Linked DNA regions of Mus musculus: regions 1 and 2 are each linked to region 3. Evidence: chromatin loops called from intact Hi-C (ENCODE). Cell type or tissue: left cerebral cortex. All regions are shown on one strand. Each heading gives the region's core, and the rest is flanking DNA. Links, peaks and the distances in the headings are about the cores only. Region 1 holds the start of Nfkbiz (nuclear factor of kappa light polypeptide gene enhancer in B cells inhibitor, zeta). Region 2 overlaps Nxpe3 (neurexophilin and PC-esterase domain family, member 3). Region 3 overlaps Gm45968 (a long non-coding RNA gene).

What was found. Peaks named below come from ENCODE experiments on the same cell type or tissue, not always from the same donor. Only the 100,000 strongest peaks of a DNase experiment are listed, where the experiment ranks them.
Region 1: it touches region 3 in a loop (1.8-fold over the local background); 2 of 42 quality-filtered maps call a loop at or near these places.
Region 2: a loop joins it to region 3, with 1.8 times the contacts of the local background. A loop is called at or near these places in 2 of 42 quality-filtered maps.

What each region holds. Positions count from the first base shown.
Region 1 is chr16:55,821,094-55,828,164 of GRCm38, reverse strand. Nfkbiz (nuclear factor of kappa light polypeptide gene enhancer in B cells inhibitor, zeta) reads left to right here and starts at 6,027. Exons shown (of 12, transcript NM_001159394.1): 1 at 6,027-6,397. The coding sequence starts at 6,112. In left cerebral cortex, for the core only: a CTCF peak has its summit at 4,205; no DNase peak of the experiment used is centred there; H3K4me3 peaks cover 179 bases; H3K27ac peaks cover 17 bases.
Region 2 is chr16:55,833,061-55,840,131 of GRCm38, reverse strand. It overlaps Nxpe3 (neurexophilin and PC-esterase domain family, member 3), which reads left to right. Exons shown (of 6, transcript NM_001134457.1): 6 at 1-179. It also overlaps a transcript of Nfkbiz not described here. Among named protein-coding and RNA genes, the nearest start is that of Nfkbiz, 14 kb to the right of the region's middle. In left cerebral cortex, for the core only: no CTCF peak of the experiment used is centred there; a DNase peak (open chromatin) is centred at 4,152.
Region 3 is chr16:55,548,056-55,555,126 of GRCm38, reverse strand. All of the region lies in intron 1 of Gm45968 (a long non-coding RNA gene), which reads left to right. Among named protein-coding and RNA genes, the nearest start is that of Gm45968, 31 kb to the left of the region's middle. In left cerebral cortex, for the core only: no CTCF peak of the experiment used is centred there; DNase peaks (open chromatin) are centred at 3,970 and 4,355.

The sequences.
Region 1 (7,071 bases), core at 2,987-5,486, 270 kb before region 3:
TCTCATTGTAGCTGTGAATATCAGAGCTCCATTTACAAATAACAAGTATGCCTGTCACCCTTGTCTACACGTTTCTACAGTAATGTTGCTGCTATGGAATAGGGCCATGGAGTTGTCATGAAATACAACCATAGGTTGGTTAGGCATTTAAACCAATTCCATTCTCTCCCAAGGAACCACACAAGGTACATCTGAGACTATTTTTGAATTCTCTTATTATTACACGCCTCCTCTTTCAGCAGCCTGAATCATGTAAGTGACATTGGAATTATTGGGTGAAGGAATTTAAATGAGGGTGCTCTAACAGATAGGGAATTCCTTTGTTGGGGGTGGGGGCGCTATTGAAATCACCGGGGAATTGTACCAGGTGCCCCACACCAGTGTGAAGATCGTATGTGGCACAGAACACCAGTTGGTAAGAGTTATACCCATCTGGAAACTTGGGGAAATGGCTGAGAGTCACTGAGAATCTCAAGGATTCTGATGAGACATTGGACTTATAAAACTAAAGCCAAAAACAAAACCCAACAAAACCAAACCAAAACTAAACACCTTGTTTCCATCCTTAGTTCTTTCTGCAGAATCTTTTTTTTTTTCATCACTCTCCCTGCCACTTCAGACTCTTTGTTGGGTTTCTCTGGAACTCTATCCTGTATTGGTTGATGTAGGTGGATGGAGAGGTTGCCCTGCAGGTAATGGGACAGGCCTGTAAGATCTAGAATGAGTTTCAGGAGCTGGGATTTGACCTGATGTTTGGAAACAGGGAAGATGGAAGAATGTTGAGAGGAGCCCTGATTTGCTGACTCATTGCTGATTGGCGCATCTTCAGGAATTGCTCATTCTAAGTTTTCTAACGTATTAATTCAACAGTACAATATTTTAAATGATATCTGGCTCCTTTTTAAAAAATATTTTTTATTAGGTATTTTCCTTATTTACATTTACAATGCTATCCCAAAAGTCCCCCATACCCTCCCCCCCACTCCCCTACCCACCCACTCCCACTTTTTGGCCCTGGCGTTCCCCTGTACTGGGGCATATAAAGTTTGCAAGTCCAATGGGCCTCTCTTTCCAGTGATGGCCGACTAGGCCATCTTTTGATGCATATGCTGCTAGAGTCAAGAGCTCCGGGGTACTGGTTAGTTCATAATGTTGTTCCACCTATAGGGTTGCAGATCCCTTTAGCTCCTTGGGTACTTTCTCTAGCTCCTCCATTGGGAGCCCTGAGATTCATCCAATAGCTGACTGTGAGCATCCACTTCTGTGTTTGCTAGGCCCTGGCATAGTCTCACAAGAGACAACTATATCTGGGTCCTTTCAGCAAAATCTTGCTAGTGTATGCAATGGTGTCAGCGTTTAGAAGCTGATTATGGGATGGATCCTGGATATGGCAGTCTCTAGATGGTCCATCCTTTTGTCACAGCTCCAAACTTTGTCTCTGTAACTCCTTCCATGGGTGTTTTGTTCCCAATTCTAAGAAGAGGCAAAGTGTGCACACTTTGGTCTTCGTTCTTCTTGAGTTTCATGCGTTTAGCAAATTGTATCTTATATCTTGGGTATCCTAAGTTTCTGGGCTAATATCTACTTATTAGTGAGTACATATTGTGTGAGTTCCTTTGTGATTGGGTTACCTCACTCAGGAAGATGCCCTCCAGGTCCATCCATTTGCCTAGGAATTTCATAAATTCATTCTTTTTAATAGCTGAGTAGTACTCCATTGTGTAAATGTACCACATTTTCTGTATCCATTCCTCTGTTGAGGGGCATCTGGGTTCTTTCCAGCTTCTGGCTATTATAAATGAGGCTGCTATGAACATAGTGGAGCATGCATCCTTCTTACCAATTGGAACATCTTCTGGATATATGCCCAGGAGAGGTATTGCGGGATCCTCCGGTAGTACTATGTCCAATTTTCTGAGGAACCGGATATCTGGCTCCTTTTTCACCAGTTTAATGACACAAATGTGAAAGTGTGTGCATGTGTGTGTGTGTGTGTGTGTGTGTGTGTATGTGTGTGCTATACAGAAACAAGCTATGACTGAGCTACATTCTGAGACCCCAGCTAACTTTTATGTTTTGATTCATTAAATCCATTGGTCTGGCTTGAACTTTAATAGTTCTTTTACCCATAGTTGATTTTTCTTAATGTCTTGCATTGTTCATCTGGAACATATAGTTAATTGAGTGATGTAGGTTCTCTAATGCTTTATCACGGGTATAACGATATACACACATGTATGTTTCATTAATTTAAAAATTATATTTGTGGATAACCTCATACTGGCCTCATCACAGAAGTCTTTATGTACCAATCAGGGGGCTATCCAGCTCAGGTGACCTGACAGAAATTGCCTCAAAGTTTACTTTTTCATTAAAAACCTTAAATTCTTTCATTGTCAACAAATACTGATAGCTATTCTTCTTGAGAGAGCAGATTTACTTTGTAATTAAAAAGAAATCAGAATATCTAGGTTGCCTTTCACATGAAATTGGTATTTTCTGACAGTGGCTCAGCTTACAGCCCAGTGTTTGATTAGAACAAATAGCAACCCCTACTCCACCCTGGTGAGCAAAGTACGATTTTGTTTTTCAAAGCACTCTTTTTTTTTTCTTTTAAAGCTTTATTCATCTATTTTATGTATATGAGTACACCATCGCTCTCTTCAGACACACCAGAAGAGGGCATCAAACCCCGTTGCAGATGGTTGTAAGCTGGGAATTGAACTCAGAGATCTCTGGAAGAGCAGTCAGTGTTCTTAACCACTGAGCCATCTCTGCAGCCCAAAGCACTCTCCTTAAAGACAATTATCGTACCTCAAGGTACTGCACAAACATCTATGTATGTCTCTTCACACAGAAAATTAATGTGATATTAATGTAATATTTCAGGGATCAGTATGAATAAAATTTAGAATCATGATTCTGTCTAAGACGTCCTTGAGTGAAACATACGATTTTGTTCCCCTAGCCTTAAGTTAAGATTCAAAACGGTGAGTGTACATTTCAGATGTCTCAACGCCAGCTGCATCTGTAGTTACACACTCCTGTAATCTGCTGGACTGATATCAGGCGAGGGAGACCAAGTAGCAGGAGCAGTCTGTAGAACTGTCCTCTCAGGTGGAAGCAGAATTCTTCACAAGAGCTGCTTGCTGAGGTGCCCGGTCATTTGAAAGTGGCAGTGCAGTCATCCCCCCCCCCCCCATTTCCCTCCCCTTCCTGTCAGCAAATCAATGAGCAGCCATTCCTGCCTTCTTGCCTGCTTACTTCTGCCAATACAGTATAGTAGCTCACCCTCTTAGATACTGGTGTCTCCATTTCAAATAGGAAATGCTGTTCTAAACTATTTACGGTATTAAGAAAGTTCATTACATTTACACTTAAAGAATTCTGTTCCATTTTTAGAGCTCTGACAATGGTGTTACAACATTACCTGTACCATAAAACAGTTCAAACTGTTCAGCCGTATGAAACACAATAAAGTAAATTATTAACACCTGTACTGCCAGGGTGTCTTCAGGTCACTTTGGAAGAGATTTCTCCTTTCCACGAGTCACAGAGTTCTAGGATACATTATTTTCATCTTTTCCATTGTCCTTAGATGCAGACGGTGTGCATCTGAGCCTAAAAGGCCACAAGTCGTCTCATCTTTATCTTTAGAACAGCGTCAGACCCACGTTAGACAAATGAGGGTTTTAATCACTGTGACAGTTCACGTGTGTGTGGTGTGTGTGTGTAGTTTGCGAATGTGTGTAGAGAGGAGACAAAGATCTGAAAGGAGGGTAGAGAGAAGACGATGGAAGCAGAGGGTTAAAACGTGTGTTCTAGAAGGTTATCTAACTGGTGGGGACAGGGAGCAGCTAGTGGGGGAAGGAGATGAGTTGGGGAAGGAACAGATCATAATGACAAATACATATAAAAATGCCACAGTGGCACGCATTGGTTTTGGTATGCTAACTTAAAAGTTAATCACACAGAAAAGGAGGCAACTTTATTCAAGAGCCCTTAATTGGGCCATTGAAACAGTGGGGGGTGGGAAGAACTGCAGGATGTCTGCTAGCGGCCCTCGTGGGCCAGGCAGTCTGCTTCTAGTATAAGCCAGAAAAGAAGTGTTTGTACTAGTCACCTATGACCTTCAGGCGAAGGAAGGGCTGTATTTACACCAATCACAACAGTGTTCCATCTGCAGCAGTTGCAGCAGTCTCTCCTAGACTACCACCAGGGGACAGGCCTTCAATCTGGCCGGAGTGGGAAGGGTTCCTGGGTGGGGGTGGGGGTGGGGGAGAAGTGTGGCTCTGAGGCTGCATCTTCAGAAGCTGGAGTAGTGTTTTAGAAGCTACAGCCGCCATGTAGCTCTCTGGAGTGTTGAATGTGGTTTGACAGTTCTTTTCTCTCAAGGCTGCCTGCGCACAGAACAAGAGCCTAACAGCTAACAATTAGGGGAATCAAATCCCCTCACCTCCCCATATTTGTTTATTTCCAGAAAACAAGCAGCTGTGCGAACGGCAAGGCGTCATTGATATTAATTTTAGCTGTGCTTTTAGTCATGCTCCACACCTGCCTAGCCCTGTAGCACCTGTGGGCTGCCTGCTGCTTACCCCCGTCAGCAATGCTAGATTTGTGGATTCTGCCTAGCAGAGCCATTTACTTACGTAATGATCTAGTTATTTCTACTTACCTCTTTGCCACTATCTCTTCTTCTAGGTCACTTTTTTTTTCCTTCTTCTTAGGCCACTAGGACTCCCCTCAGTCTCATCTTCTCTAAAACTGTTTCATTTCTGCCAGCTTCAGATTCCCTCACGTTAAAGTTCTAGTAACTTCGCTGGTCCCTGTAGGTGCTCCGCTCAGGTTACCTTTCACATTTATGCTATTTTCCCTTTGGCAGTCCTAAAAGGCACTGCGGATTCTTCCCTGACTCCTGGCCTTAATTCTTGGCAGATGATTTTCCTGCAAACGCTTTAGGGCCATCCTTTAGGGCTCATCTCATTCTTTGCGAAGACTTCCCCCTTCTCCCCCTCTCCACAAGAAAGTCTCTTTTTAGGCTGTTCACTGAACTTTGTACCTCTCACGATGTTTAATCATAGTCAGTTTCTTTTCATCGGTGTGTGTATACCTTATCCCCACGTGTTAAGATGTTACTTGAAAATTTAGACTTAATCATTCATTCTTTCTCTCCCTTAAAAATAAACTTCCCTTGACGGTTCGCTAGTTGGATTTGCGGCGGAAGTATAAACATTGAAAAAAGTATTCAAGGTAGAGGCATCAAAATCCCTGTGTTTATCAGGACTAGGTCAAGTTGTGCAGAATAAAACGTTACATAATACGTAAAAAATAATATAAAACATACAAAGAATATACACGCATATATGCGTATTCATCATTTTGCTAGAAGCTTTTTTCTAGTATTGAAGGATACGAAAGGGTAGTCATTGCTGTTTATTCTAATACTGTACTAAAAAAAAAAAAAAGATTGCTTATGGCCCAGATATGAAGTTAGAGAAACTGCAAGAGCTCTGAAATTGAGTCCAGGCCAGAAAGTCCGCGGGCAACCGCTTCCAGGTTTGGAGGCGGGCTAAATGTTGGAGGCAAGGGAGGAGACTGAACTCTGCACGCACCGCTCTGGCTTCCCACTCCCCGAACTGGGCGGACCTGTTCTTGCAGCAGCCCGGGGCTCCCGCTCGCCCCCGGGCATCGCAGCCCCTGCGCAGACAGCGGTTGCCGCGGACCCCGGGCCCCTGGGGATGCGGTGCGTCCAGCGAAGGCCAACCGGGGAAACTTGGAGCTGGCCCCGACGGGGGTTCGGGGCGCGGGTGCTAGCCGGGGTTTCCAGGTGAGCCGCCGGAAAACAACCGGTCGGCCCGGGCGGGGCGGGGCGAGGGCGGAGGGCACATTGCCTCATCCCGGGCATTTTACTGGAAACTAGACACATCCGGAGGCGGGGCGGGAGGCAGCCCAGGCGCCGCCTCACCGGGCGGAGCGCGGAGGAGGAGGTCAGTTCATTTAAATAGCCCGGTCCCCTCCGGGCGCGCACGTACTAGTCGCTCTGCCGCAGCCAACCGCGTAGCCATCCGGTGGCGCAGGTGTCTGGGGACCCCGAGCGCCTAGCCTGGGAGCATGATCGTGGACAAGCTGCTGGACGACAGCCGCGGCGGAGAGGGGCTGCTGGACGCGGCCGGCGACTGCGGCCTCATGACCAGCCCGCTCAACCTGGCTTACTTCTACGGCGCCTCGCCTCCTTCCGCCCCCGGCGCCGGCGACACCGGCTACCTGTCCGCCGTGCCCTCCGCGCCCGGCTCGCCCGGCTCCGACTCCTCCGATTTCTCCTCCACTTCCTCCGTGTCCTCCTGCGGGGCCGTGGAGTCCCGTCCCAGAGGTGGCGCCCGCGCCGAGCGCCCTCAAGGTACCCACCCGCGAGATTCCTTGCCCCTCTATTCGGGGTTCACACGCTGGGAGGATGGGGAGGGACTTCCCTCCACCCCCCCCCCCCCCCATAGTCGAGACGTTAAGCGGCCCCTGTGACTTCCTTAGCGGCCGGACAGACGCGAATAGTCATGAGTGATTAGATGCCTTGTCCTGATTCTGGCACGTTGTCCTTGCCTAGACCTCTGCGGAGTCCAGCGCCCAAGGGACCCTGAGGGCTAGCGCGCTGGCTTCCTGGAAAAGAACTTGAGAGCCTCGGATTCTCTTTTCTTCCATCTCATAACCTTTTCCCTTTTCACTTCTCCCCCGACCTCCGAATTCAAGAACCTCTGAGAAATTATAACACTATTATGAGGTTTTTGGAGCTGATGGAGAGAGATGTAGTTTCCTTCTTGTAACTCTTTCAGTGAGAAGCAGTGGCAGAGGGTAAAGCGTTGGGAACTGGATTTTTAAGACACCCGTATTCCTAATCTATTTGTAGGGATGAATCAAAGAAAACCCACTTTTCGGGACGTAGAGGAAAGCCTGGTTCAGAAAAGTGATTTAGTGTTCTGCGCTTAGTTTACGATGTTGGCGGTTCAGAGGCCTGCTCAGAATTCTGATTTTCTCTGTGTGCTTGAGAATGGAAAAGTTACATCTAGCGAAGCCCTTTCT
Region 2 (7,071 bases), core at 3,026-5,525, 280 kb before region 3:
CTTTAAAAAATTGAACCTACAGTTTAAATATTTTTATATGTTACATAGCCTTAATAATTATAAAGGTCTGCCTAAAATTGTACTATCTAGTAATAGTTTTACTATGTCAGTTGGCCATTATGGTTGGATGTTTGGGCTTGTAACAAAATATTAAAATAGATTTACATACATTTTTGTTGAAATAAAGTATGAGTTTGTGGGGCTGGAGAAATGGGACAGCTGTTAAGAGCAGCAACTTCTCTTCTGTTTCCTCTTTCAAAGTGAGTGGGGAGTACCTGAGTACAGGGGGCACTTGGGAATCCTGGGGTAGATGGCAGGTGGTAGAGGACCAGAGAGCTATTGAGGCAGAAGTTTCAGACACAGAAACTAGGGTTTCTTTAAAATCTTATAATAATTTTAAAAATTAAATGGCATTTTAAATACAGATTTTTAAGCATGAAGATTAAGAGAAAAAGAAGTGCTCAAGAAAAAGGGGTCAAACCTGGCCTTCTCTGAGAGAGAATTGCCAGAAACTCATTTTAGGATATTTACCCTTTAAAATATTCTATCCGAGATGCATTACACACATACAGAATTTCCATTATTATTATTATTATTATTATTATTATTATTATTATTATTATTATTAATCAAACGAGAGGTAGTCAGGTCTCTTGAGCTTTAGGGATCTGAACTGATGATGTAGATGAACACAATATTCTTGCTGCCCCAATAGGACAGCGGGTGTTTCCTACGTAATCACAAAACTAGACTGTGACAACGAATGCCTGGACATGATGAAAGAAGAGAAGAAAAAACGGTTCTGAAATCACTGTAATGAGGGTTCCAAAACTGAGCAGCGAAACTGCATGCTGTCAGGAGAAACCCCTTCAGTGTTGTGCAATGGCAGGCAGATAGGACCACTTTCCCATCACTTTTGCCTGCAGTCATTCAGTTAAGGAGCCCTGCTTCATTTATGGTGGCAGATTAGGAATACACAACAGAGATGCCGCTTTGCCATGCTCACCAAACTCAACCGGGGGAAGTAATCCTCCAGTAATCCTCCAGACCGGTTTCCAGGCCTTTGAGGTCACAATGAAAACATGACAGTCCCTGAGGCGACTCTAACGAGGAGCCATAATCCCCTAGATTCCCGGGACACTGGGACAGGAGTCCTGAAAACAGCTCTGCGGGGCCTCAGTCCTCCGCGCGGCTCCAGTCCGGGTCTTGGGGACCGCCCTGGCGGGGAATGTCCGGGACTCGGGTCGGTGTCTTTTTGGCCTGGGAATTTCCAGCGTGTGGAAAAAGTCCACAAACTTAGTCCTCGCTGCCCGCCTCGCCTCCTCCGGCCCTTCTCGGTGCCCACGCACCCCCGATCGAACCCGAGGATGAGCATAGGGTGTATTTTAGGCGTGCTGGGCTTCCCCGCCCCCTCTGCCCACTTAGCTGGCAAAAAGAAAGCCAGCCCTATAAAGGAGGCCAGGGCCAAGGACTGGCCTCCTCCCGCCACGAGGTCAGACGGCGAGCTCTAGAGAAAGAGGCTGCTTAACTGTTCTTTATCATGTAACCTCAAAAGGAAACCCAGCCGTCTTCTGATGCTCTCACGTACTTGGGGGCATTGTCGCTGCTTACAGCTGAAAGCAGTTGAATTGCTTTTACGTATTTGTGTGACTCGAATCTTCAAATACAAAGGTATACTTTTATTATTTGATGTTCAATATGAAAAGGGATCTAAAGAGCTAAGCTGCCCTCAACCCGTTCCTTTCCCATGCTCTTTCCTTGGGAGCTAGATGTCTGCTGATTTATAAAGTAGTAACATTTGCTTTGTGGCAAAATATTGTGGGGCAGTGGTTTGTTTGTTGTTTTGGGGATGCAGGATGCTATGATATCTTGGCAATAGCTTGAGTTGTATCTGTTGCCTATAAAGGCCCAGGAAGAATTAGGATACCAGTGGAGGGTACATGTGGTGGCTGATGAAGATGCTTGACTTTGTATATCTGATGTATGAATTTACCTTAAGCTGGTGATGGAAAATGGTGGCTACCCTAAGGTGGAAGTTTTCTGGGAGGTTTGATGGGTGGGTTTAAAGGCTTACTTTCTCATAAAGGTAAACATGAAGCTACAGGTTTTGTTTTGTGTATGTCTTTTTTGTTTGTTTGTTTTGTTTTGTTTTTGACAGGGTTTCTCTGTGTAGCCTGGGCTGTTCTGGAACTCACTCTGTAGATCAGAGTTGCCTCGAACTCATATATCCTCCTGCTTCTACCTCCTGAGTGCTGGAATTAACGGCATGCACCGCCACACTTGGCTTTATGAAACTGCCTCTTGCCGGGTGGTGGTGACACACGCCTTTAGTCCCAGCAGTTGGGAGGCAGAGGCGGGCAGATTTCTGAGTTCGAGGCCAGTCTGGTCTACAGAGTGTGTTCCAGGACAGCCAGGGCTATACAGAGAAATCCTGTCTCGAAAAACCAAACCAAACCAAACCAAACCAAACCAAACCAAACCAAACCAAACCAAACCCCCCAAACAACAACAAAACAAACAAAACTGCCTCTTTGTGGAAAAATATATTTTGAGTAGGTTGAAGTATTTGATAGCATATCCTAGGTAGTTCTCATATCACCTCTATAAAACTAAAATTTATGAATGGCCGTTTTATGAATTAGAGAAACCATTGAGCTGGGGATGGCTTGGCAGAACCTATAGCTTCATAAAAGTTTAAGAGATTTGTCCATGTGAATGCATGTTTCTAGATGGGATGGATTAGAGGTTCTCTATGCTGCCAGCCCTAGTGAACTGACTGTATCAAGCAAAGGGGCTGGCCCAGAGAGGATGTGACATTTATTATGTAAATTTTAAGAACTTGGCATTACACTCTTAATTTGAATCTGGCCTCTAAAGAAATAAGTACCTGGTCGGGTGGAATGGTTTGTTTGTTTGTTTGTTTGTTTGTTTCTCTTAGTATAATAGTTCTCTACCTGTGGGTGGCAACTCCTTAGGAGGGGTTGAATGACCTTATTGAAGGGGTCACTTATCAGATATTTGACATATCAGATATTTACATTACCATTCAAAACAGTAACAAAATGACAGTTATAGAGTAGCAACAAAAATAATGTTATGGTCCAGGGTCACCACAACATGAGGAAGTGAACTAAAGGGTCACAGTATTAGGAGCGTTGAGAGCCACTGTTGGACAATAGGTTGTCTGGATAACAAAATAGAAAAAAATGTCCAGCGCCCATTTACTGCAGTAGTTATCCCTGATACAGAAAAGCTTAAGCAACATCTCATGGAAACATGTTTTTATTTGACTTGAGAATACAATGTGTTTTCTACTCCCTCCAGCACCTCTCTATCATTTTGCAGGTTAGGGACACAGCTGGTCAGGGTACAGGTGACAAGCCCTGAAGAGACAGAAGTCAATCTAGGATGAGTCCCCGTAGGAAGTCAGTGCACAATCATGCACTTGGTGGCGTTCTGCCTAGGGTACAGGCAATGCCAGGGTCAGCATAACTGCTATTAAGATACTGATCCTTTTGGCTTATGAAGGAAAAGGGGACAAACCTGTCCCTTTCTTTCCTTTGTCCTGACAAAGATACACAGACAGTAACCTTCCCAGAAGCTGCAGTCTCCTTGGACCCTGATCTCCAGGGATGCTTTCTGATTGTTCAGAGACCACGTACTAATCACTCCTGAAGACTGTTTCCTTTTGGCTATGGACTGACACTGATCTGGTGGCCTCTTGCTCTCTTGCCCTCAGCTTACCAAGAAGATCCTGAGGCCCATGCTGAACTTCGCCTTTTGATGTTGGCTCGATGCTGAAGTCCCGAGGGTAAGTGGGTGAATGTTTCTAAGTGGGATCTAAGCATTCCTTCTGTCTTGGGTGGTATTGTCAGTATGGGAAATGGATGTTTTATTCGGAGAGTTCTAAGGTTTGCAAAGCTCTTAATTTAACCAATTTTTGAAGTTTACTTACAAGCAGTTAATTATGACTTATGAACTAAAAGTTTTTGGTGTTTTTTTTTTTTAACAAATATTTGAATTTCCTCTGTTTTTATGGGAGGAGGCCATGAACACATCTAAGAGGGGAATCCAGCCCTCAGCTGACTGACAGTTTCAGAATTATGAAATCTTTCACAGGCTCAGAGAGCATCACATCTGAATGGTGGGTGGGTGAAGAAACTCATTTGAGCTCACATCTGTGGTTTCTGATCAAAGCACTTTCTGTTCCTTCAGTTTGGAACTGTGAGCCCCACCCCCACCCCCACCCCCACCCCAAGTGTCTCATGGAGCAAATACTGGACTTGACTATTTGTAAACACTTGTTTTAGGAGCTGAACTTGCAAGAGCTCAGCTTTCCCTCACATTACCATTTGAGGTACAGTGTACTCAGCTATATTTCCTAGACCCAGGAGAACTGAGCTGTTGGCTCAGAGTCTCCCAGATAGAATTCAGAACCTAGATTTGCCACCAGGCCAGTGACACGAAGGTACCAATAGGAGCAGGCAGCTTTCCCCCCAAGAACTCTTCTACTTCTTTGCTGAGTCTTGGCTACCACATACTCTCTGTTCATAGTTAACTGATGCAGTCCTTATTGATAACCACCATGATAATTCACATATGAAGGAGACCACAGGGAAGTGTTTTATACCTCAGAGAGTGGAGCCACAGGAGGGTGGCTGCCTGCCCTCAGGAGTTGATAAGAGCTGGCCATTTACTTTCTGTGTTCTTTTTGGAAACAGTAACAGAGATTGTAGAGTAGGTATCCTGTCACCAATTTCCTTTTGCCCCTCTCAGGACCTTTTCTTCTCGAACGCTGGGAGGACATTCCGCCTCCCCCAGTACAGCATCCATTGCTGATCCCTATGAGGAAGGGAGCCTTGGGTAGCCCCACCCATGTGTCTGCAGCATCCCTGATGTTTCAGAGGGAGCTAATAAGCTGACTGAGTGATCTGTTTTTATAGGTAGCCTCCATGAGGCTATATAGAAGAACATTTACATATTGGGTTATTTTGCAGAAATGTCTCACAGACTGCAGACTGCACTCCCTCCAGACTCAGTGCTATCACTTAAGTGGGAGGGATGAACGAGTCTACTTGGATAGCTAAGAACACAATGCATGGCGTAATTTACGACCACTCTCAGTCCCTCTGGTTATTTTGGTTAAGTTTGGCATCTTGAATAGCACCCGTGGAGAGGGGTTCAGGCTATACTGTGTGCATTTTCCACTTGGATAGCATCACCAGAGAGAGCAAATATTGTTTCTTTTTGTGACCTTTTGGGCCTTCTTAAGGGAAAAACCTTCAGTTGTTACAATGGGCATCCTCTGTTTGCCCTGCAGGCAGCCAGGGCGTGCAGATGCTCCATCAGATCATCTGCAGTATTAAACGCTCATGAGGGGTGTTCAGGAAAGGAATGTGTAAGGAACTCTCTATAGGGCACGCAGGAGTACAAAAACAACAGCAAGATGCCCCGCTGTAAATGGTCTATGTGCTTACTCACGTGACATTGGCGACTTTTCTCTGGTTGCTTGTCTCTTTGTACTCTCTTCTGTCTCCATCTTTTGTCAAGAGTTTTAAAAGTACTGGCTGCCAAGGACGGAACTGTTTCGATTCTTTTTCTGCTCAAGGGGAGTTTTCTTGCTGTCTATCTTTAAATATTTCAAAATGTCTAAAAAATTATGGTAAAATTACACACGACATCCAAGTGATGAGCTTTATGCTGGGAGCCTGCGCTGACAAGTATCTCTTTGCTTTAAGTGTTTCTGGCTGGATACCCACAATCCAAATTGCCAGATCACGTGGTAATCTTGTGTAGAACTCTTGAAGCTAATTTGAATGATTATTTTTTTTTCCCCTTTGGTTTTTTTCGAGACAGGGTTTCCTCTGTGTAGCCCCTGGCTGTCCTGGAACTCACTCTGTAGACCAGGCTGGCCTCGAACTCAGAAATCTGCCTGCCTCTGCCTCCCGAGTGCTGGGATTAAAGGCATGCACCACTACTGCCCGGCCTTAAATGATTATTATTGTCTAAGTGTGCGCATGCTACAGTGGAAGCCAGATGACAACATTCAGAGGACAGCTCTCTCCCCTTTCACTATGAGTTTTGGAGATTTGAACTCACTGAAGCAAGTGATTTACCCACTGAGACATTTTTCTGGGTCTGTGTATAACTTGTTAAAGCTTTGCCATATCTATCAGTTTTCAAAGTGCCTATGCCATGATCATTTTCTTCTTTAAATTTTTTATAACATATATATATATATATATATATATATATATACATATATATATGTATATAACATATATGTGTATATATACACACTTGTGTGTGTGTGTGTGTGTGTGTGTGTGTGTGTGTGTGTGTGTGAGTCTGAGGGCACCCTGTAGGCTCTGGGGTTCTCCTTCTACCATGTGGGTTCTGGGGCTCCAAATGATGTCCTTAGACTTGGTGGCAAGCACCTTTGCACACAGAGCTGTCTGGCCAGCCCTGCCTATTTCTTCTTAACTCATTTTGCAGTGTTTGACTGGGTGGAGTGAATCAGTAGTTAATGCGCATCGTGAGTGTAAGTCAACGATTGATAACTGAGTTAAGAATAGAGACTCTGCCCAGTAATTCTGCATTCAGCACCACAATGATTGAGACAGAAAACCTTCCTCAAAGTCTACCCGCACTGTAGAACCAAGTGGATGGCTGGAAATTGTTCCAATGAAAACCACTGGGCTAATGTGCTGGATTCCACGTACACTGGATCCTTTTAAACATTTGGACCGCTTGTCACCAGAACACTAAGTTCAAAAGAAATCCTGGGAGGTTTCCCAGAGATTTAAAGGGGCCAGAGCTACAGGGCAACTCATGGATGCAAGTGGCAAGACCTGTGTCTACAGGTGAATGGAGAGAACCCAGAGTGTGGGAATTGGGTGTCTCTGACTTCACCCCCACCTCCTTTCTTTACACCCCCCCCATTTCCTCATTTACACATTCATAACACAGAGATGGTCCACGAGTTTTTCTCTCATGAATTCTCCATAATTCGAGAAACAGTGAAAATGGCTCATTTTCTAGTTAGAATAGCTGCCCATGGCCAGCTCTCAG
Region 3 (7,071 bases), core at 3,010-5,509:
TTCCTCTCTATCCTTGATTCAACTCCCTCAACCCCGATAGCACCTAACAATGCAAGAATGATAAAAGTTAATATGTTTACCTTAAAATTGAAACACTACTAATTATTTCATTTATTTGAATTTCAGTAGCTTTTCTGAATTTGTCTATAGGCTGATGAATGATACTTTTTGTGAATATATATATATATATATATATATATATATATATATATATGCTTATTTCCTGGTATAACTGTGGATTTTTAATATATTCTTAACTGAAAATATTTTTCCTTGAAATATATTCTGATCACAGCTTCCCCTGCACATCTTTTTTCCAGATCTTCCTCACTTCACGTACTTCAAAATCCATGCCTTCTCTTTATCTCTCTCTCTCTCTCTCTTTCTCTCTCTCTCTCTTTCTCTGTGTGTCTCTGTCTCTCTCTATCTCTCTTTCTCTCTAGAAGACAAATGGACAAAGGGGAAAAGAATAATACGAAATAAACAAAAAGAAAGAAAAGACACAAGAAACATACATACACACACACACACACACACACACACACACACACACACACACACACACACACACATAAAACCCACAAACCCCATGAGACCAGAAACAATAATATACAAACAAAAGACCAGTAAGGTAGACAAAAACAAAAGCCCAAATAAAGCAGTAAGAGAAAATAAAATGAGTTTAGTTTATGATGGCCATCTACAGCTGAGCATGGGGCTTGCCTTTAAGTGTGGGTTGAGCAACACGCAGCAAATACTCCCTTGGAGAAAGTAACTTTTCCTTTGTGAGCAGCTGTCAGTTGGAGATTGGTTCTTGTTTGGGGATGAAAGCTTATGGTCACATTCACCTCTCAGTACTGAGACCCCATCTTGTTTGGGCATATGCAGGCCCTGTGTGTGTATGTGTGTTGCTACAGGTCTCTCTGAGTTCCTAAGTGCACCAGTCCCGCTGTATCTGGTTTTCTTAGGGTCATCTATTCCCTCTGGCCTCTTTCACACAATTTCCTGAGCCCTGAGGGGAGGGATTTGATGAAACATCCTGTTTAGTACTGAACGTTCCGAGCTCTCTCACACTGTGCACATGGCCTGCCTGTGAGCCTCTGCATGTGTTCCCATCTACTGCATGAGGACGCTTTGCTGGTGATGGCTGAGCAGAACACTGTGATTTATGAGCACAGCAGGATGTTATTAACAGCCATTTTATTGCTACTATTGTCATTATGTTCCTTTAGCAGAACAATAGAATGTGGTTTTCTTCAGGGTCCCTGACCTATCTGGTCTCAGGTTCTTGGCCACCTGAGCGGTGTCAGGAATGGGTTCCATCTTATGGAGTGTCTCTTAAATCCAACCAGAGATTGGGTGGTTGCTCCCCGCATTGTGTGTGCCAGTATTTCACAGATTCGTATAGATTAGGGTACCAAGAGAGTCTTGTAATATTTGGTCTTTGATTCCAGTTGCTGACAGATAACCCCTCAGACTTTTTATTGAAACATAGTTTTGGTGTGTTTCATACATGAGTCTGATGAATTCTGATTAATGTAACCCCATCCTCTCTCATCTCTGTCACTCTTATTAACGCTCTCCTCTTTCCCACATCCATGTATTTTTCTGTTTTAGTTTGAGGCCCACTGAGATTATTGATCTGTGTGACCATGAGTGGAGCCTTGTGCTTTCATGGATGGATATGCAGCCATAGATGATGAAGATGATGCCTGCCTTTGCCCTAGTAATCTAGCAGTGGGTCAGTAGGGAGGAGTCTTGCCTCCTGAGCTTCAGTGGCTGACTGTTGACATGCCCAGTTGTTTGCAGGCCCATTGCCTTCCCATCCCTGCTTAAACTTCCTGCTCCGACTATTCTCTCTGTTTTCATGTCACTTATGCTTGCTATCCCCTGCCTTATGACAGTCCCCAATCCAGTGGCCCTTCTCTGGTTTCCTGGCTTCTACAGGTACTCAAAGTTAAACACACACACACACACACACACACACACACACACACACACACCTTAAAGGTGTGAAAGTAAGACCCATGTACAAGAGCATGAAGTCATTCTAAGACTGTTATAGATTCCTTAGTGTTTGGAACATATGACTTACACATCCCTTGGGAAAAGTTCCTTGGGATTTCCTTGGTGACAGACACACTTTTTGTTCTAATGAGGTGTTTCTTGGTGTGTTGCTGCATAGTAACCAGGTTCCAGAGAATTAGCCTTGTAGCTAGAAGGGTGGGACTTTCACCTGCACTCACCCCCCAGCCTCTGTGGAGATAGAGGGGGAGAAAGGCTGAAGAGTGAGGTGATCACCAAAGATCAGTGATGCAGTTAACCATACTCTCATAACAAAGCTTCCACAAGACCTCCAAGTGAGAGAGTTAGGAGAACCTTCAGAATGCCGATCAGGTACCTGGACTGTGGCACAGCTGGGGAGACATAAATGCTCACCGCCTCCTCATACACATCTGTCATGTGCACCTTTCCATTTGGCTATCCCTCTGTATCCTTCATTATATTCCATGTCAATATAAAAATTAGAGCAAGTGTTTTCCTAAGCCATGAGAGCTATCTTAGCAAAGCAATTGAATCCAAGAAGGGAGTCACTGATACCCTGATTTATCACAGGTATAAGAAACAGCTTACACCTTTCAGTTGCTGTCGGATGCCGGGGTGATAGTCTATGACTAAATGTTTAACCCGTGGGAGCCAATTCTGGGTTCAGGTAAGTTCTATCGGAATTGTAGTTAGGGCCCATTGGAGAACTGCCTGTTCTACAGGGAACTGCTCTCACATCTGTTGTTTTATGTTGGGTTGTAAGTATTGGATGTATGTAAGTAGTAAAATAATAACTGGGTTTTTCCTCTTTTGCAGCTAATTTGTTAAACATCTTTCATTTTTCTTTGTCTTTCATGATTTTGACACTTTCCAAAGCACCAGTTGTCTTCGTGGGAGATGCTCTTCTTATCATGACTAATATGAGATTATCTTGTATTTCACAGTACACTGTGGATGTATGAACCCTTTTCAATCTTTCATACCAGGATATATATAGTTTCTATGCATATTATTGGTGATGTTTTGATAGCTTCATGAAGATAATATCTGTCAGAGTCTCCACCATCAATTTTCCATTTTCTTGCTTATTACTCAACACTTTAAGGAAGATAATTATAGATATACAAATATACTATTTCTGCTTAAACTTTTGCCCATTAATTTTAACTTCTTTTGGTGGATCTTACCTTCCACAACTATTCCTATGGTTGTCTGATGGACGTTTTCTATGCATTATGTAAAATTCTTCTACCAGGAAGACTTGTCTATTTATACACTAGACATTAATTGTATTGTTGGAAGTATAATCTAATATTACTGTTATTGAACGTCTGAAAATTTTCTGGTCACTGTATGCTTTTAAGGACCCCTTGCCCTTTCAACATGGTTGCGTTTTTACTTCTAACAATGTTCTTAACCTTCTATCCCACAAAGAGAGTGTAGGGTATGTGTCCCTTTCCTGTTTTAGCCCTGGAATCTACCAATTCTCCAGGGAGTGCCCATGACTTTGGAACTTGTTCTTATTGCTTTTATTTTGCCAAGCAGTTCTTCACTGTGGACTGGAATTGAGTCAAAAATAACAGAATGACATTCAGTGCTCTCTTTTCTGCTCCCTCAAAGTTTGGGAAAGAGAAGTTTTTACTAGCACACTATGAATTGAGATTCAACAGATAATGCAACCCTAACAGAACACTGTCTGTTAGCTCTGGGTTATATTTAAGGATGTGCTCCTTACAACAGAGTCTTGTGTAGGCAGCTTATTCTACTTCTTGATATTTCACCCTGGTTAAAAAAATTCTTCTTTAAAGTGATTGGATATTTGCTTTTTTATGTCTCATCTGGCAATACAAGCTTCTGCTAACTGAAAATGTTCCCCAACTCCCAGTGTATTGATGGGCACACAAGTGATTACCAACAGTGCCAGTGAGTCACTCTCGGTTACCATGGAAACATCACTGTTTGTTCCTTGTCCTATGGCTTCCTTCCTCTGCTATGAATCAAGAGAAAAGACTTTCTCTTTTAATAGCTGCTGGTCAAAAGGGTTTTCTGTAGAGCAATGCACTCCTCAGTTCTTCCACTGTGTCTCACCTCAGCTATTAGGCATCCCGAGCTAGCACACCGCTTTGATTTGGGCTTACAAAAATACTTGTTGTAGTCTTTTCAAAAACAGTGTTGCTCATGAATATGTAACTTAGGCAGGGCTTAGCTGGGTAGGGCCCATCTTTTCTGATAGCATCAGGTGAAAGATTTATTTCCTAAAGGGTTCATTCACACGGCTGCTGAGTTGGTGCTATCTGTCACCTACAGCCCAACTGAGACTTTGTTCTGGGCTCCAACAGAACCTAGAAAAAAATGCTAACAGCCTGTACTCAAAATTTACAAAAATCTTAAAGAAGAAGGAATGTGTTCTATATAAAAATGGAAAAGCTGTCAGTAAATTCCAGAATGTGGGAAACTTTAAATGTCAAGTGGTCTGGGAATATGTGGCTGAGGGAGCCGGGTCAGGAGTGGGGGGAGAAGAAGGAGGAAGAGAGAAGAGAGCTGAGGAGAGAAGTGGAGACAAAATCCCTAATAGCATAGCTCAGGATTTCTAAACTCTATAACTAAAATATATTTTAGTTTTTAATGCCCCACCCCAACCCCATAACCCCACTTTATTGGTATGATGCTGCCTTTCCAGGCAAGTTGTAGCAACCAAAACTGTCTCCTGAAAATAAAAATGGCCCCAGTATTGAACTACTATATATTCAAAGAAATAATTAAATGGCACAATGAAAAAAAAACAATATATATATATAACAGGGTTGTATTCTGATTTTTCTGAGCCAACTGTGAGGAATTAGGTGATAACCAGAAAAAAAAATCTGTATATGTAAAAGTAACCGTATTTAATGACCTCTAGGGATAATTTGTTATATTTAGATGCATCATAATAGTAGGCTAACTATTTGTGATAAGTGATCCAGACTTTTTAATGATTACATTGAATTACATATCTATAGTTAGAATGACAGAGTGTCTTGTATTGCTTCATAATAATACATTTGAGGTGGATGGATGAACAACTGAGTAAAGTTATAGATACAAATACCATTGGCTGCGTGTCAGGAGAAGGCTCATTGTGTTGGAATTTTCCATGATAAAGTGTTTTGTTTAAAAAGTGGTAGCAAGAGAAGTGTTCAATACCATTTACAAGTATGTATTCTTATAGTCAGCTTTTTACCATCAATAACTCTGCATACCCATCTGCAAATATGTATGTCTGTACGTACTCATCAGTTCAAGCTCAAGTTATTCCCAGATGTAGGTCGAAGGAGTTGAAAATAGTCACTTTTGAAGAGAGGCAGGTGAATCCAGGGAACTGCTTCTTTACTTTTAACAAATATTTTAGTATCATTAAGCATTGAAAACAAGGTGCATAGATTACTATGACAGGTAGTAAAACATAATTAAAAGATGAAATATAATACTGAGGAAATGCCACCAATGTAAACTTTGTGAACAAGTAGCTTAGTTTAGTGATGCATGCATTTCCAAGAAGCCAAGTTGGGGAAGCTTTCACCTGCGTTCACAATGTGCAACATTAGGCATGGTATAGTTCTTAAGTCTGAGGCCTAACCACCTCCCTTTTCTTTTTACCTTTTTTCTTAGGCATGCTAAGACAACTTGGCCTTCTAAGGATGTTCTAGTTAGCCTTAAATCATCTGTGAAGAAACCCCAACTGAGAAATTTCCTATCAAGTTAGCCTGTTGCCATGTCTGTGGGAGTTATTTTGTTTTATATTAATTGATGGAGAAGAGCCCAGCCCACTGTGGGTGGCACCATCCCTAAGCGGGTGGTCCTGAGCTGTAATTGGAAGCTAGTTAAACATGATCAAGGGAAGGACCAGGCAAGCAGTGTTCCTCCGTGATTTCTGCCTTGAATTCCTGTTCTAACTTCCTCTACTGATGGAATGTGACCCTGAAGTGCATGAAGCCAAATCAATCTTTTCCTCCTCTAAATTGATCTTAATAAGAGTATTTTTACCTCAGCAACAGAAGTCAAACTAGAACAAAGGAGGAGGGAATTTCTAAACAAGGCAGGCCTGGCTCTGTAAGACCCAGTAAATGGACCATAGAGCAAACTAGAGTCTGTTTGCATACTTAATCCTATGTTATGAACTTTTTTGTAAAACCAGTAACTACTTAATCTTATGTTATGAGCTTTTTTGTGAAAATAGTAACTCCTGACCTAACCTTCATTTGCCTGTTTGTTTGTTTTGTTTTTGTCATAGCCTTATACTGGGGAAGGGTGAATATTTGCCAAATTATTACTAAGAATCTGGTTGTTATCTCTTCTTTGTTGTTTGCCTGATGCCTTGGCAGGGGCCCTACTTTGCACCAAGAATAAATGGATTCAGACTCCAAACCCCACGCTGAACAGCTTTTATAGTTACAAGCAAAACAAATATTTCTTCAGTCTTCTATTCATAAACAAGTTGTCAAACACACGGATGTGTTCTATCTTGTGTTAACACCTTAGATAGGCCAGCGTTCCTAGGAAACAGATCAGCATAACAACCACAGGCCAAGGCAGGTGAACTCACTAGATAAATGCAATTGAAAGGTGCCCTGCAGGCATTTTTAGGTCTGTTCTCTGAGGTTCTAGGTACCAGGGTTAAGGTACCATTTAAAAGTTCATGCTTTATGTAAATCCATAGCACTCCCAGAAGCCTTCAGCTGCTTACAACATGTTAGCTTGGAAAGCGTGCACCAACTGTATGCATTCATGCCTACACTGCTTTATCATAGACTCCTTATTAAGTTTATTGAAGTAGACAGAAAAGTCCTGCTATGGGTTGATGTACTCTCCTAGCCAAGGACTTGGGTCTCAGACCGTGGCATTGTTGTAGAGCTGTTCTGACAGCCTTATGAAGTGGAGCTGAACTGGAGGAGTAAGTCCCTAAGGAATCATAAGAAATGAGTATCTCTGTCCCAACTTTCCCACAAAGATGAACTGAGACCTCTGATACTGTGAGTTCAGAAA